2 separate regions of the Homo sapiens genome follow, and region 2 is linked to region 1. Evidence: read pairs that join two places in POLR2A ChIA-PET (ENCODE). Cell type or tissue: Panc1. All regions are shown on one strand.

Region 1 (2,500 bases):
ATTGGTCTGAATACTGGTTAGAATATAAATATGTTCTAATCCTGGTTTTACTATTAGGTAACTGAAACTTTAGGTGCATTATTTGATACCTCTTCCTAATCTTCAAAGATATTAGACTAATTCTCATAGATTCTATGATTTTATGATTAACGGAGTATGAGATCCTTTTTAAAATCCAGATGGCAAGGGCAAGCAGAGCAGATGTTGCCTGACACTTACAGGAGAACGCCCTGGATAAGAGTGCCTTAATCACACGGACTGGGTCTCACTTGTGTGGGAATACCATGGGTCCCATAAGGACTGAACTGGACTAGAAATGAGAACACCCTGGATATGAGTGCCTTAATCACATGGGGTGGGTCTCACTTGTGTTGGAATACCATGGGTACAATAAGGACTGAACTGAACTAGAAATGAGGATAATGATACCTTCCCCACTTTCTTGAAGGAATGGAATAAGCTAAGTTGAAATATCTTTGAAAATCTATATAGCATTATCTCTATAGATGCTATTTTTAATCAAGGAGAAGGTGTTTAGATATAATTCTTCCATGGCAAATTATAAATATACCATCTTTAATGTACTGGATACTTATCTTTGCGTTGTTTTTTTCAGTGGTGATAATGGCTTTGCATTGAATCATTTATAGTCTTTCCACCAGTTCTTCTCGGGATAAATAGCATACATTTGAAAGATCGGTAATTTTGAGAAGGCTGCATGAGACCATGAAACAAAGCAAAGCTGACTAGCCTAAGCTGAACTCCAGTCCATGACTCATCACTAGTTTGTCTAATCATTTAGGATAGCAAACTAAGCATAGGCTTATGTATGACAGGAATGCAAAATCCCAGGTTGAATTTTTGGGCCCCAAATTTCATGAAGTATCAATGTGATAAATCTTTCTCTTTACCACTTCCTCCCCGCTAAAACAATTGCAGAAGTATGCATTGGGCCTAGCAGCAGTACGTGTGGCTGAATTAGGGGTATTGAGTTGACTAGAAGCTCAATGTGAGTCAACAGTGTGTGTGGCTGCCAAAAAAAGCTGATATAATCTTAGGTTGCATTATGAGAAGTATAGTGTGCAGAACACAAGGAAGATGACTATCTCATTCTGTTCTGTGCTGACCAGAGCACACCTGAAATTAATCTAGCTCTGGGATAGCTACACGACATATAGATCATCTTGAATATGCAGAAAAGAGAGATCTAACAGCAACAACAACAACAAAATGTTAAAGGCACTTGGAACATATATTTAGCAAAACAAGGCAAACAAACTCAGGAAGGATATTGTCACTTCATTCAGATTTCTGAAGGGGCCACATATAAGAGGTTTTTATTTGTTCCACATGTCCCTAAGGAGAGGAGCTGGAGTCAATGGATAGAAACTAAGGGAGGAGGCCAGGCGTGCTAGCTCACGCCTGTAATCCCAGCACTTTGGGAGGCCGAGGCGGGTAGATCATGAGGTCAGGAGTTCAAGACCAACCTGGCCAACATGGTGAAACCCCGTCACTACTAAAAATACAAAAATTAGCTGGGCATGTTGGCATGTGCCTGTAATCCCAGCTACTTGGGAGGCTGAGGCGGGAGAATTGCTTGAGCCAGGACCCGGGAGGCAGAGGTAGCAGTGAGTAGCAGTGGGCTGAGATCGTGCCACTGCACTCCAGCCTGGGCTACAGAGCAAGACTCTGTCTCAAGAAACTTAGGGAGGATATTTCAGGCCAATACAGTTATTTTCATTGGGTGATATAAAAAAAAATGAAATAGGCAGTCTCTGCAAGTGATGAGTTCTCATTCAGGGTGTTCAGGTACGGTCCAGATGACCACTTGGTGGGAGTGTTGTAGAAGATAGTCAGTCATCAGATGGGTAGTTGAATTACAGTCTGTGATTTCTGTATATTGCTGTAATATGAACCAAGAAAACCTTAGGGATGTCAAATCCAAAGAACCATAAATAAGCCAAAGAACGATACAAGACAGCCTGGTATTTGATGAAGTAAAAGTCAGTAACTGTGAGTTTACTGAAGAGCCAGATGATGGGAAGATTTTATTATTAACTTTTTTAAAAGTATGTTTGGTTGGATTTGGTTTAAAGGAAACACTTTATTGCAAGAGTATTTGGACCCTAGTTTCTGGAACCTAATGGTGAAAAGAGTTCTGGTCCCAGAATCTGGGGATGAAACAACTACCTCATGGTTGCAAAGAGCAATTTCAAATTGGAAGTGGTTGTATCTGGAGAATCGTAAGGGGACAAAAATCGATGGGGGTTAAGAGGTCAAATAGGTACACAGCCCGGGGCGAAACAAGTGTGTAGAAAGAATTATGTATTTGTTAAGTTAGGCCAAACAGACTTATGTTCTATACTTCACCATCTGCAGATAATTGGCATCTTAAAATACTTTATACTGAAGCTAAGTAGATTGTGTACTCTGAGAAGCTATAAGGTATACTAATGATTCATTGTGGAGGGCTTACAGTATTGTAATAACTTACCAGGTT
Region 2 (2,500 bases), 100 kb before region 1:
AGTGGACCCTGGAGAGAGGACCCAGGGCTGGTCTAGGGATGCAGCCTCACCCCAAGACACCATGGCAGCCCACAGAGAGCCATCCATGCATCACCAGTTCTCCAACAGGCGGCTCATGCCCTTAGAGTACACATCCCCAGCATCTGTGCATCACAACACTCGGTCCGGTGGTGGCTCTGCTCCTACACACACCAGGTACACTAAACCCAGATCCCAACCCCTGGGTTGTCCCAGGATGCTGGTCCCCCCAATCACCTGGGCATGCCACTTCCCTCACCACCCCGTCCCCACCCCCTACAGCAGCTACCACCACTACCTGCCCCATCCTGTGAGCAGGAAGTCAGCCATGCAGGTGTTCGGCCTGCAGAAGGTAGATTAGAAATGGGGAAACTGAGGCATGGAGCGAAGTGGTCACCCCAGGGCCCACAGAGAAAATGTGGGGCAAGCCAGGGCCAGAGCCCTTCTTCCTCCCTTCCCTTCTCCACCTCCTCCAACTCTGGATTCAGCAGGCTGGAAAAATGGAGCTGTCCGTTTAAGAGGAGCTGTCTAGACCCATGGAAGGCAGGCTGGCAGGTTGCGGTCTGGGGCCCTGTCTGGGTCTGCCAGGCTCATCAGCCAGCCTTCCTCCTGGATCTTCCCTAGCTGGCATCTGTGGCAAACAGCAGAGCAGCACTGAATCAGCCAGACAACCAGAGGCACAGATCTCAGTCTGGGATGCTGCCTGGAGTCCAAGACACCAGTTGGGCATTTTAGCTGGGAAACTAGAGGGAAAGAAGGATCCTCAGAGACCACCTCTTTGTGTCTCAGAGGTTGGGATTTGAGGTCCAGCCGGGGCCTATCCTGCTCCATAACCTGCAGGGACCCTGCAGCTGTGACCCACGGCCTCCCCTGCCTGGCCCAACTTCCTGTGCTTGGGACCCACGCACAGAGCATATCACCTATGGATTGGAGAAGGCCCACATGGGGTCTAGAGGCCCCTCCTGGCTGTGGCTGCCCCATCAGCTCTCAAAATGTCCTCTAAAGAGACCCTCTGGGCCAGATGCAGTGGCTCACGCCTATAATCCCAGCACTTTGGGAGGCTGAGGCAGGCAGATCACCTGAAGTCGGGAATTCGAGACCAGCCTGACCAACATGGAGAAACCCCTTCCCTGCTAAAAATACAAAATTAGCTGGGCGTGGTGGCACATGCCTGCAATCCCAGCTACTCAGGAGGCTGAGGCAGGAGAATTGCTTGAACCCGGGAGGCGGAGGTTGCGGTGAGCTGACCTCGCACCACTGCGCCCCAGCCCGGGCAACAAGAGCAAAACTCCGTCTCAAAACAAAGAGACCCTCTGAAAGAGTATTCAGCCCCACACCAGTCCTGTGGGAGTAGACAGGAGGAGAAAGTGGAGGAGTGAGGCAGGAAGGCCAGGGCAGGTCTATGCAGGCGGTGGGGTGAGGGATGGGTAGGAGAGGAGGCTGGAGGCCTGAATCTTGGCAGGAGTGGTGGGGAGAGAGAAGGGATGACTAGGTGAGCTGGGGGAGAGAGGAGGACGGAAGAGTGCTGGGGGGTTCCAGAGCTTCTGGCCCCAGTGCCTGGGAAGATGGTCATGGAGGTGCCCTATACTGAGCTGGGGCATGGGTGGTGAGGCTGGCTTCAGGGTGGCATGCCTTTGAGACATCTGAGAGAGAGGTCCGCCCCCAAGGGAAGGATCCATACCTGTCCGCAAACAGATGCTGGCCGCAGCTTAGGAAAACCAAGGGATAGGTGGGAAGGCAGAGGATCTGAAGGGAACACTGGGGGACAGGGGAATTTGAGGGGTCATAAGAAGAGCAAACCCCCCCACCATAAGACGAAAGACCCCAAAGAATCCCACTGACAAGTCCTAACCCCAGAGAAGGCAGTGTCACAGCACAACACTACCTCAAGGGAACTGGTCTAAGGGTTCTGGGATTCACTTACCACTTCCCTGAGGGCTCCCATGTCCCTCCCCTCTACTTATCCAAAGGGTCCTCCAAGGCTGAGTGGCTCACACCTGTAATCCCAGCACTTTGGGAGGATCGCTTGAGCCCAGGAGTTTGAGACCAGTCTGGGCAACATAGTGAGACCCCATTTCTACAAAACATTTTTTTTTTAATTAGCTGAGCATAGTGGTGCCTGTCTATAGCCCCAGCTCCTCAGGAGGCTGAAGTGGGAGGATTCCTTGAGGAGGCAGATGTTACACTGAACTGAGATCACGCCACTGCACTCCAGCCTGGGTGACAGGGTGAGACCCTGTCTCAAAAAATAAATAAGCAAAAAAAGAAGGGGGCCACCCGCCACTGGACTGTTGGCCCATGGCCGCCTGTGGGGAGAATCCAGCCAGCCTTAGGGAGGAGATGGAGAGACAGGAACGGGCATAAGCAGCATCTGGCTGGCTGGGGTGGTGCCTCGAGATGGGAGACCCAACGGGCTCACTCAACTCTCTCTTCACCACTCACAGGACCTGGGCCTTGAGAGGACCCTCCTTCCTGATATCCT

Evidence for each region. ChIA-PET counts read pairs that join two places held together with the same protein. Peaks named below come from ENCODE experiments on the same cell type or tissue, not always from the same donor. Only the 100,000 strongest peaks of a DNase experiment are listed, where the experiment ranks them.
Region 2: POLR2A ChIA-PET joins it to region 1 with 6 read pairs; 4 of 35 experiments call an interaction of 5 or more read pairs at or near these places.

What each region holds. Positions count from the first base shown.
Region 1 is chr22:24,485,127-24,487,626 of GRCh38, reverse strand. The region is part of intron 1 of ADORA2A-AS1 (ADORA2A antisense RNA 1); the gene reads left to right. Among named protein-coding and RNA genes, the nearest start is that of ADORA2A-AS1, 8.7 kb to the left of the region's middle. In Panc1, no CTCF peak of the experiment used is centred here; a DNase peak (open chromatin) is centred at 966.
Region 2 is chr22:24,589,912-24,592,411 of GRCh38, reverse strand. LRRC75B (leucine rich repeat containing 75B) reads left to right here. Exons shown (of 4, transcript NM_207644.3): 2 at 2,463-2,500. It also overlaps a transcript of GGT1 not described here. Among named protein-coding and RNA genes, the nearest start is that of LRRC75B, 1.9 kb to the left of the region's middle. RefSeq lists an enhancer at 1-912. In Panc1, no CTCF peak of the experiment used is centred here; no DNase peak of the experiment used is centred here; H3K4me3 peaks cover 109 bases.